Linked DNA regions of Homo sapiens: region 1 is linked to region 2. Evidence: chromatin contacts called from ENCODE Hi-C data. All regions are on one chromosome and are shown on one strand. The core of a region is the stretch at or near the end of the contact, and the rest is flanking DNA. Distances in the headings are between cores, read along the strand shown. Region 1 holds the start of RALB (RAS like proto-oncogene B). Region 2 holds the start of THORLNC (testis associated oncogenic lncRNA).

Evidence for each region. Hi-C counts contacts between places; a loop is a spot of excess contacts on that map. Pooled maps may share reads with other maps.
Region 1: a map of naive thymus-derived CD4-positive, alpha-beta T cell shows a loop between it and region 2 (9-fold over the local background). The contact joins the promoter of RALB here to the promoter of THORLNC in region 2. A Hi-C loop is called at or near these places in 3 of 168 maps with a recorded cell type or tissue (ascending aorta and naive thymus-derived CD4-positive, alpha-beta T cell) and 9 of 50 pooled maps.

What each region holds. Positions count from the first base shown.
Region 1 is chr2:120,249,146-120,254,951 of GRCh38, reverse strand. RALB (RAS like proto-oncogene B) reads right to left here and starts at 2,100. Exons shown (of 5, transcript NM_002881.3): 1 at 1,972-2,100. RefSeq lists an enhancer at 1,048-1,317 and a silencer at 1,818-2,407.
Region 2 is chr2:118,181,749-118,188,173 of GRCh38, reverse strand. THORLNC (testis associated oncogenic lncRNA) reads left to right here and starts at 1,788. Exons shown (of 3, transcript NR_144530.1): 1 at 1,788-1,943; 2 at 2,784-2,836; 3 at 4,852-5,252. LOC105373578 (a long non-coding RNA gene) reads left to right here. Exons shown (of 5, transcript XR_923249.3): 5 at 1-201. RefSeq lists enhancers at 1,434-1,483, 1,624-1,803.

The DNA of each region.
Region 1 (5,806 bases), core at 851-3,350, 2.1 Mb before region 2:
TGATCCCCAGCACTTTGAGAGGCCAAGGTGGTAGGATGGCTTGAGCCCAGCAGTTCGAGACCAGCCTGGGCAACATGGTGAAACCCCATCTCTACAAAAAATACAAAAATTAGCTTGGCATGGTGGTGCAAGACTGTACCAAGCTACTCGGGAGGCTGAGGTGGGAGACTCACCTGAGCCTGGGAGGTGGGGGCTGCAGTGAGCGGTGATCACACCACTCCACTCCAGCCTGGGAAATAGCGCAAGACTCTGCCCCCAAAAACAAACAAAAAAAGGATTATCTCAATTCTCAGGCTTAAAATTTTTCATGGAATCTCAAGCCATCTTCAGTCAAGGCAAGAATTTAGAACTTTTCTACCCTCATCTTCTACCAAAATCTCTTCATATGCCGTGGAAGACTCTAAATCCTGTTTATCCTTATGGTCTAGGTCCCAAGTTCCCAAAAGATATCTAATAACTTACACTATTTTCCACACACAATCCTGGGAAAATGTTCTATTCCTCGGGCAGAGGGAAATCTGGCTGAGATCTCCGATAAGAGTGCTGTTTCCAATGGGAAGCAATGTGAATGGGCAAGGAAGGAAAGCCCCAGATGTGGTCAGAATAAAGCAGACCGGCTGACAACTAAAGCCACGCACAAAGGATATGTCTCCCTGGCCTTCTTCTCCCCCGCTCCTATTTCGTTTAATCCTAACAATTAGGATAACTATCATCACCCTTCTACAGTTGCTGACTCTGGAGCTCAGAGGGGGAAAGATCGTGCTCCACATCACAACACCGGTAAACTCTCAGAACCTGCATCAAACCCAGGTCTTCAAACTCACCCCTCCTGTTTTTCCCAATATGCAGTGCTACCTTTCATGGTCGGCCCATTTCTGGGAACTTCGATACTGTGCTTCTATTGCTCCAGGTTTAAGGAGCATTCTGAGCCTTGACCGGTTCTGAGCTTTGACATCCAACAATCTTATGGCTCTGCTTGGAACATCAGTCATTGACACCTCTAAAAGATTCACTATCCCCTCTGATACTCCATGCCCACCATCCATCCCCAAAACTTCAGAAGAAATGAGGTTAGGAAACCAGGACAGAGCAGAAAGTGCACTGTTCTACAAGGGCTGAAGATGAGTCACAGGTAACCCAGATGAGCAATCAGCCAAGTCTCTTCCACGGCCAATTCATTCAGTCCGCCAGGCACAAGCACTTCTCTCCCGAAGACTCACCTGATAAGAACACCAAAGTTCCAACGTTTCTCGTTGGAAATGAGCACAGAGAGGACACTGCTCACACAAGCAGTGTGGACGCAGCAAGCTCCGCGCCCCGCAACCCTGCACCGAGCACGGTTAACCTCACACTCCCACAGGCGGCAAGAACCGGGACGGCGATGCCCAGTCCAGGCGCTTCCCCTTAGAAGCCCCTTCGCCGCTGGCCCCTATCAGAAAGGAAAGGGGAGGAGGCTGGGGGAGAAACAACTTTATGCTCATTTGCAAGACAGGACCAAAACAAAACCAGCAAACCGAAGCCCTTTAGGAACACCGCCCAGTTCACGGCGCGTGCAAGTTCCGAGGGCAGTTAAGTTTTTGCAACACTTCCCAGCCCTGACCCTGCCCAAGCCGCGGCCGGAGGACTGAGGAAGTGGACGGTCCCGAGCGGGAGGCCCGCGGCAGGAAGTGGAAGCAGAGCCATCTGCGGGATAGGGAAGGAACCGCGGCTACAAGGGAGAGGCGGAGGCCGCCCCCACTTCCTCAGCCCCAGGCAGCCCAGGAAGCCGAGACTCCCCCAGGGAGTCCTCCCGGAGCGGAGCGGGGCCGCTGCCGGGGCGTCGCCCTCCGCCGGCCTCGGGGCGCGACATGTCCTGCCGCCGCCCGGCCACAGCCCGGCACGGAGGGAGCAAGAGGCTGCGGGCGTGCGGCGTACCCCACTCCCCAGCCCGCGCCCCACCCCGCCCGGGGCCCGCGGGCGCCGCGCCCTTACCAGGGACCAGTCCCGCCGCCTCCGCCGTCCGCACCCGGCCCGCAGCTCTTAAACGCGCCCCGCCCCCTCCCGGGGCCGGACCCCAGCCGTCCTCCACCGATTTGTCATTGAGCTGCCGGGCTCGCTTTCCCACCCCCCGAGCGCGCCTCCGGCGTCGCCTAGGCAACCCCTCCTCTCGAGAGCGCGCCCTCGCTTCCGTTCTTGCCCTCTCCTCGGAAGCCACGCCCGTCGGGGGGCTGTCAGCCAATCCGAGGCTGATTTTCCAAGCAGCGGGCGGCCGGGGAGGAGGTTTCACCAATGAGAAGCTGCCCCAGGCACGGGGGGGCGGGCCCAGCGCGCCTGCCCCGTCCCCCTCTGTTTCTCTCTCTGCCCCTCGGACACGCAGCTGGTAACCCTGCGGCAGTGGAGGAGCTGCCCGCCGGTATTGAGGGCGGGTGCGGGTGCACAAGGTGGGGCGCCAGTTGTGGGATTCAGGCCAGGGCTAGGACGAAGTAATGGAAAGCAAAAGCGAAGGACAGACCTGATCATACAGAAACAGAAGAAAATTACGAGGTGGCGAAGAGTGCTGGAGCGCGGCGATGGGGATGCCGCCCGGGGGTCTTGGGGCGGGACTCCACCTGCCGCCACCACTCGCTTCGCTGATGACATCCCATTAGCAGTAATGGAGTTAGTGAGTGCATGGCGGAGACTGGACCCAGGCCGCCTACAAGGGCCAGAATCCCACCCCAGCCATAGCCTCGAGGCAGGAAGTGCAGTGGGCAAGCTCCCTGCCAAAGCCCAGGAACGTGTGATTTTGTATCCAGTACAGCTTCATCTCGGTGGATTTTCCTTCCTAACCACCTCCTCCTCCACAGGTTTTGTGACCGTGCTGACCCCTACGCAGACCTCATGAGAGTCACAAGCCATCGCAACTGACAGTTTAAACGTCTGCCTCTTATCTCTAAGGGAGGGAACTATCTCTTATGCAATGTGATATCCATGGCTGCTAGCACAGTGTAATTAATTCTTTCATTGTTGATCATTGTAAGTTAGGATGCATGTGTATACTATATTGGAGGCTTTGGGCCATGATTAGATTGCTATGTATCTACCAGATCCAGTCCCTCCATCAGCATCTATATCAAAAAGCACAGAAGCTTTACCTTAGTCTTAAGTGACCAACTTAACAAAAAAGTGCAATCAGAAGAATATCCTAGTGTTAGCCTACTAAGTATTCTGTTTTTACCATTCTCATTCACATTTAAAACTTTTATTGAGTGCTAATCGTATGACAGACACTTTGCTAGGTACAGTAAGGAGATGGGGTAGGAGGCTTCTCAAAGAGGAAGCTCCCTAGTATTTATAACCTAGAAGAGGAATCAGACCCAAACCTTTTCTTACGGAGTAACAGTTAAGTGCACAGGTTTGGAGTCTGGAAGCATAGGATTAAAGGAGGGCTCTACCTTGTGACTAGCAGTTACTTAATTAGGAAACTACTTCTGTGGGCTTTAGTTTCACCAGCTGCCCAATAGCAGCACCTCCATGCTATAGGTAAGAAGATGTACATGCAAGTCCACATAGAGCTCTCAGTACAGTGCTAGGAACTTGGTGAGTGCCTCAGGAATGTGAGCTTACATTAGTGATTGCCACCAGAGGCCACGATGTACAGTCAAGTGTGTGATCACCAATCTGGTACAGCCTTATCTCCCAAAGCCCATCTGTATCAAGTGTGACCGCGTGCAGCCTGGTGGAAAGGGCCTGCTGTGGTGGTACCCTTTGTCAAATGCAAGTATAGAGAGGAGAGCAGCTGCAGCAGCCTACCCAAGTGAAAAGGGTATGATAGTTGAGGGAACAGGGTCAGAAATCAGGCCACAGGCCAGGATTCTACTGTTCCCACCTGCCCCCCATCCCCTAGGACCCACAGCAGATGCAGGAGGTTTCCCCACCTTTTCTGGGGTGCTGAAGTGCCATTCCTTTGCATTGGTAACAGGATGCACAGGGCTTTCTGAGAAATGCTGCTTTCATTCTCTGCCTGCCTAGAACTCGGAGGGGTCCTACTGGGACTCCTCCAGCAGGATCATCTATTCAGATCCTGGACATGCCAGACCCTGAGCTGTGCAGTATATTCAGAGAGGAGTGGCAGGACCCTTTTGGCGGGGCTGTCTCACACAGGACACCAATAGGGGAAACGTGTCCCAACGGGAGAAGGGAACCAAGAGGCCACCAGCCTCAGCTGCCTCTAAGGTGGCTCATTCCAGGTCTCAGGGGACCTCTTGTCTGCTGAGTTTCCCTACCAGAACTCTGACTCCCAGCAGAGCCAGGGGCTTGAGCAGCAGAAATACAAGATCCCCAGCAGGACTCCTTAAGGATGCTGTAAACGACTGCTGCCATGGAAAGAGCATTCTAGACACTCCATCCTTCTAAAGTATTTATTGATTACTGTGGGAGTCTTTAGTGCTGTCTGACAAACATTTCTACTCCTCTCTTGTGAGCACTGGAAACTTCCTAGCCCTGTAGTTGGGTGGAGCCATGTGACTAGCTCTAACCGATCACTTGTGAGCAGAAATGACACATAATCATTTCTAGGCTGGAGAAATTAATTGCCAATATAAGACCCTCCAGAGCTCTCTTGTCCTTGGTATGGCTACTGAGAATGTTAGGAAATGTGACTGCTCCATCAGCCAGGGTTTCTACAATGAGCACAGGCCCCCTACCAACCTGTGATGGACATTTAGAATGACTGAGAAATAAGCCCTTATGGTTTGAAGACACTACGATGTGGGAGTTGTTTGTTACTGCACATAGCTTAGCCTGCTCTGACGGATGCAAGGTGAACAACTCACACAAAAGGACAGAGAAGAGGCCAGTAAACAGACAAGCACCCCAAAAATTACAAATTATGTCATTACAAATTATTTTAGACTGGGTGGTCAAAAAAGATCTCTCTTGGGAAGTGACATTTAAGCTAGGACCTCAAGGATGAGAAAAATCAATCTTAGCAAAAGATGGGGGTAGGAGGAAGGACAGGAGAGTATTTCAGGCAGAGGCATAAGCCTGTGCAAAGTCCTGAGGCAGAAGAAAGCTTGGTACTGCTGAGAATGGCCAGGAGGCCTGGAATGGTGAGCAGGGGAAAGTGAGTCACACAGGGCTGGAAGGGGAGGCAAGAGCCAGATGATGCAGGGGCTTCTCGGTTATACAGAGGAGTTTGAAATTTACTCCTAGTGCGGTAGAAACTGCTGAAGAGGTTTGATATGGTTTGGATGTGTGTCCCCTCCAAATCTCATGTTGAAATGTAATCCCCACTGTTGGAGGCGGGGCCTGGTGGGGGGCTGTTTTGATCATAGGGACAGATCCCTCATGAATGGCTTAGTGCTACTCCTTGGCAATGAGTGAGTTCTTGCTCTGAGTTCACACAAGGTCTGGTTGTTTAAGAGTGCGTGGCACCTCCCCGCCTATTCTTATCCCCGCTCTCAGTATGAGATGCACCTGCTCCCACTATGCCTTCCGCCATGACTGGAAGCTTCCTGAAGCCTCCCCAGGAACAGATGCCAGTGCTATGCCTCCTGTACAGCCTACAGAAACATGAGCTAATTAATAATTAAGCCTCTTTTCTTTATCAATTACCCAGTCTCAGGTATTTCTTTATAGCAACACAAAATGGACTAACACGGACGGGCGCGGTGGCTCACGCCTGTAATTCCAGCACTTTAGGAGGTGAAGGTGGGTGGATCATGAGGTCAGGAGTTTGAGACCAGCCTGGCCAACATGGTGAAACCCCATCTCTACTAAAAATACAAAAAAATTAGCCAGGCGTGGTGGCAGATGCCTGTAATCCCAGCTACTCGGGAGGCTGAGA
Region 2 (6,425 bases), core at 539-3,038:
ACTTAGATGGAAGCCAAAAGACCCAGCTGATATATGATGGAATCCACGCTGCCCCCAGTGTACCACAGGAGAGGCAGAGCTGTCCTTTGCTGCTGGTGACTCAGTCCCTCCAATGCCCCTCTTCGTCTTCCCCCTGTGTCAGGCTATTGGATCACTGCAGCACCCCCTGGAGCCCCGAAGCCATGGCCTCACCACCACAGTGACGATTTCAAATGCCAGCTCTGGCTGAGGCTAAGGTTGCTGGCATGAAATCAAGTCTGCCATTAGCACAATGTCCAGGGAACATTTGGGCAGCTATCTGTCCCTCTCAGCCCAGGTACATGGGGGTTATGTTGATTAAATAAATCTAATCATGGAAATAAACTGACCCAGGTGATGGGCACAGCACTCAGCTCCAAGTTACTGGTGATTGTCAGAAAATCCAATTAAGATAGAGCTGAGCCTACTGTGCTGCATACAGTTAATTGAGGGCAAGGGTAGGGGCTAAGGGGAAGCTAAGAAAGGAAATCATGTCTTAATATCCATTAAGTTAATCTCCCTCTTAAGCAGTGCCAGAGAGAGTCCAGGAAGAACCTAGAAGAGAATTTAATGGAAACTAGGTACCAGCCTGCTTTAACATTTTCTTGACATTCTGGCTGGGGGACATGTGACAGGCACAGGAGACAAGGACATGCAAGTCTATGTGTCATTTACGGAGCCACGGACTAGGACTGTGGAGGCCCAAGGTCAAATCTGTTCTGGGCTCCATCACCAATTAACCACTTGATATTTGACGCTGTCCTATCTGTGCCTTAATAAAATGGAGTGCTAGAACTGGACCAAAGCCACCTGGTGGCTCTGAAGACCTTCAGCAGGAGAGGGGGAGAAAATGAAAATACAGGAATTTGAGAAAAATCTACCAACGTTATCACAGTGAGCTTGTGTTTCGGCATTATGATACAGCACATAGAAAATGGGGGGTGGCTCAGGGCAGGGAGAGAATTTGTTTCTTTCCTTCGTCCATTTGAAACTTATTGAGCATCTATATGTTCCAGGTTACAGAAACAAATACTGCATGGTCCTCGACCCAGAGAAAATCTCTTATAGGCCATGGGAGGCTGAGAGGTGTCTGTTTTTCTTCCCAGTATATCCCCAACATTTAACAACAGGTTAATACTTAAATATAGTAGATTCTCAATAAATATGTGTTGATTAAATAAATAAACCAATTTAATTCAAGACAAGTAAACGGACACTTTCAAGGAAGCATTTTAAAGCTATAGGGGAGAGAAAAGTGGCCTGGGAACTCAAATATGCGGCCCTCACCCCTACTAGGGAAGCAGAAGGAGGGAGCATCCCGTCCAAAGCTTCCCAAGCGGCGCCGGACTGCGTGCTGCGGCTGTGGGGGTAGAAGTCTTCAGATAAAAGATGGGGAAAACAGACCAAAGCAAGTCTCGCTGGCCAGTGACACTCCAGGAGCATGGCCCATGGAAGGATCCAAGGCTGAGGGATCTGGGGTAGCCCCACAGAGATACTCTGCCAAAATCCAGTCACGAGAAGGAGGGAGGAGGCGAGGAACGAAAATGAGATTTGGTTTAGGCCGGAAGAACGGGCTGCGCCAACAACGAGAAAATAAAGTGGCGAGCTGGGAAGGGTGTAGCGCGGGCTAGAAGGGCGGGAAACTTGAGAACCACGGGCGCGGGAGCCTGGCGGGGACGCAAGCCCGGAACTGGCGGAGGGGTGGGCAGGCGCATGCGCGCGCGCAGCTGAAACGCCGGCTGATGAAACTGACAAAGGCGAGAGCGCGCAGCAGCCCACAGCAGCCGAGTTCGCGCCGCCGGTAGGTGCTGCCATGCCAGGGGGCGGGATCGTGGAGCGCCTCGCAGAACCGCACGAAAGCAAAAACAAAGCCATCTCTCCGGAGCAGAAATAGAACAGACGTGGCCGGGGAAAGCCAAATATTTGTGAGATGATGTGAACAAAGGGGGAAAAGTCAATCCAGGGAAGTTTGAGTTTCTGGTTGGAGGCTTCAGCGGCTCTGATCGCTGGATACTTTAAGAGAACATCCTTTGCCCCCGCTCTCCCTCTCTCCCCGAAGAAAAATAAATCCTTGGCAAAATGAGACTTGACGGCATGAAAAGAAGGTCTCCAGACTGTCCCAGCTGGCGCGGGCGGGGCCGGGGCCGAGGTGCCGCTTGGTGACACTGCAGCCGCGGCTCAGCACTGTCACCCAGAAAGGCCCGCCGACGTCTGTATGCAGGGAACGTGGCTCTTAGCAGAGCCTGGACAGGCGCAGGGCCAAGGAAGTCTTTGTTTTTGTTTCTTTCTCTAGCCCTTCCTGCCAATACATCAGGGATATAACTCCTTGGTGTTTCTGCCTTACAATCGCTCCTTATACCCCACCCAGATCCTCAGCACTGCAGCTCCCACTGCCACTGCCCGCTGTGAGTCACCTCCCCCTCTCCCTTTTTTAAACCAAACGGCAAGGCCATATTGCAGTTATCCATAAATGGAAAAGCAAGAAGCCACCAATACCTGTTTGAGAAGATGGCATTTTAATTAGCACACTCCGGCTGCCATAAACCCGGGCTCCTGCCCCACCTCTCCCCCCGCCCCCTCCTCCCCCCTCCCCCGCCGTGCCCTCTCTCAACCTCCCCGCTCACCCCCATCTATGTAAAAAAGCCATAAAGCCTCTCTCCAATCGCTTTCTCGGAGGGAGTTTTTGCAACCCCCACAACACAGGTTGATTGGAAAGGTCTCTCTCCCGGATAACAACAATTCAATGTGCCTTGACATTTTAATAGCCTGCCGTCCTGGTGAACACAATCGAGCAAGGCAGTGAAGCAAACATCATTAGGTAAGCAAGATAATCTAAGCGGAATCTGCCGCCTGCAGGCTCACATCTGGGGGCAGGTTGCACAGCTGGGCCGTCCACAAAGCTGGGCTCCTCCTGTCCTGCAGCGCCTTTGTATATGAATACCAATATATACACTTGTTTAGCTAGAGACACACACTTACAGGTTTTGGTAGATAAATACAGTCAGGCAAGTGTACCGACCACTGACGCCCCAACATGAAATAGCGTTAAGAGTACACAAATTTACCATGAATCAAAATATCCACCATCCCACCGAAGCTCCACCAAGATAAACGTACGGCTCTAAGCGCGGGTTTGCTATATCAAAGAGAACAAGGCAAATACTTGTTGGGATTCCTAATACCAACCATGTAAAGGCTTTTGATGCATATATATATGCCCCCTGAGTGCCCTAGGCTGGTATTCTCCTGCGTGCCGTTGTCCAACTTGGCTCTGGTCATATGGCTTTTGGGCTTGAAATGGTGCGACCTACCTTATTTTCTATTGTTATCTAAAGGAATGCATATATATGCGTTCATTTATGTAAATATTTTGAATATAATGCCATGGCTAGACATATAATTTAAGCATAATATATAACATAAAATATTTATACTTATGTTTGCAGGGAACTGCTATTAATGCTTCACATCTAATAACTCATTTAATCCTCAAATTGTAGGTACTGTTATTATCCCCACTTTACAGATGAGATAACTGAGGCACAAAAGTTTGAAGCAGCTTGCCCAAAGTCATCTTCTAATAAGTGGTGGAGCCAGGATTTGAATCCAAGCAGTCTGGCTCTAGAGTCCAGTGTATTATCCATTAAGTTATGCTGTTTCATAAAAAGTAAAGCACACAAGTAGATATAAAATGTGTTGCATGTCTTCATAAGGTCAGTGCATTCTATTATGAATTTATATATTTATGTACATGCATAACACACACATGTTCGTGTGAACTGTCAAAAGGTGCAAGGAAGTATGTCTGACTTCTTTTTAACATAAACACCTGCCTGCACTTGTATATTCAGCCATATTCATGTATTGAGCATCTTGTGAGTCCCTAAGCCATGTGCTGGGGTACTGAGGATACAATAATTAATTAGACACAATGGCCACCCTCAAGAACTCATCACCTATGGGGGAGTCAAACAAGTAAATAGATGCTTAACCTTGAGGGTGATAGGTTAGAGGCTGACACAGAGCTGCAGAGACTAGGATGGCCCCTTCCCCCACCCATCCCCACCCTCCTGACATATCTTGCACCAGAATCTTCCAGGGAAGCCACACACTTATTCCCATGAGGTTGTCATCACTCAGAACATGTTGAGGGTTCCCTTTGGGAATTGCCTTCTAAACCATTTTATAAGCTGCCCAAGAAAATGATTCTTGTTATTTAATAATTACATATAATATGCACACTCACACCCCTTTCTTAGGAAGGAGGCAGAAGTGACATCACAAAACCCAGGGACCAACAGATGATAGAAAATTCTCCTGTTGGAGTCCAACCCTCCCCAGCTGGTCCATGCCCCTCCCTCTCCTGCACACAAGTCCCCCAGCATAGATCCCGTTCCCTGGATGCTGACTTGGCAAGCTATTCACTTTATGAATATGACCCTCAGAGGGGAGAGCCCCTCTCAGCAGCCCCCGAACTATGTTATCACCATTATTAAGGAGCTTAAAGAGGAGCTGGGAGGACAAGACACCGCTGGAATTGCAGCCTGATTGTGATTGATGTGTTCCTATTAGCGCCTCAGTGTTATCTCTCTGGATAGCAACAACAGCCAGTGGCTTGTAACACAACAGATTACCTGAGTTCTCAGCCTTAGAAGGATGTTTAAATAAAATATAGTCGCTCTTAGCAAGAGGCTCATTTTCTCCACGAGGCTCCCGGACTATTTCATGTCAGCTCTGATTCGCTGCGACTCTCCTCAGTAAACATGTCTTATCATTAATAATTCTTTACAAGCACAATCTCCAAGAGTCCTCTCTCTCTCCCTCTTTCTCTAGGTGGCTGGACTCAGACACATCACGCTCCAGTTTGGGTTCCAAGGTGCTTCTCTCTGGATTTTCACCTGCCTTGCCAAAAATGATTGATTACGCTGGGCCAACTGGGTGTCCGGCAATACCCAACAAATGACTTTGGCCCCTAACAGCAGGTCTTGGCCAGACAGAAATCAATATTTCACCATTAAAATCTATCAAAGAAGAGTTAAGGCACCATCTGTCCCTGCCGCCTCTCTATGGTGTGTGAACATTAAATCCGACACTTGTACTACATGGGTAATCAATATATAGTGGTTCACAGATCATTTGTGGTTCCCTTTTAGCAGTGATGGATGTCTGGAATCGTTGTGATTCATTTTGTCAGACCATTAAACAAGATTCTGTCCAGTTCCTTCCTGATTTCATTTAGAGGATCATTCTTCACAGTTCATAAGAGGGAAACGGTTTTACCAATCTGCTTCTATTTCAATAAGTCACTTTATAGAGATTTTGTGTCCTCCAGACTGTAAAAATTCTGGAGAGATAGTACAAACAGACCTCTAAAACTATTCACTGCATGACATATGCATAAAGTGTGAAGAGAGGAATGTAAATATGTTTACCTCTTTATCTGCAAATGTTGGTTTTAACCCCCTCCTAGCTGGAGAGCTGGCCAGGGTACTCCAGGCATCGGCCTGCTATAGCAAGAGGCAGCTAAAGTTTGGTAACTGGAGGCTAATTTACAGGGATGACGAAAATCCCCTGACTCCTCATGAGCATGGTGGAAAGCAAATGGGAATGGCTCTTCCAGGGGCCACATTTTAGAGACTTTCATTTCTATAGTCAAGATGTCCTTGCCCCTCATGCAAATGGTTGGCAAAAGCCTCTGCACTCCCAGGCAGCATGCTGACCCAAGAGAAGCAAGACTGACCTTGCCCTTGAGGGCAGGAGTGTGGATGACCAGGAAGGTCTTGCATGCCAATATGGCTACCATCTGTGAAGCACCAACCTATGTCAGGCCCCATACTTGCACAATTCTTGCCCTTAACAATCCTGAGAGATAGGTACTATTATCTCCACTTTCCAGTAAGGAAACTGAGACTCAAAAAAGTTAAATAACCTGCCTAAGATTATTCTAGTCAGGGAAAGTAAGAGTCAGGACACAAACTTAGGCCTGTCTGATGCCAGCCTCCACATTGAACTGTAGTCAGATCTCAGCTGGTGGCCATTAATCTGCAGATGATTTTGTTTCAACCCAAGTGAATTTCCTTTAATGCTCCTGGATGTCTTACTTGCATCAACCAACTATGGTGTTACTAGGAAACAGAATTTTATTCTATCCTTATTTTAAGTAAATCTACAGTAAGATCACTAAATTATGCACTCCAAAACGAAACACTGGATTTTAAACTATTTTCTGTTTTGGGATTATTGGGCAATTACTTCACTGTTGCTGATATTAGTGTAGATAAGTAGATGTCGATTTAACTATTAACATAAGTACATATACATATACGTACAGACTTACACACATAATTTATATATAATTATTGTATGTCACATAAATATATATAACTTAAAAGATCTTAGAGATAATT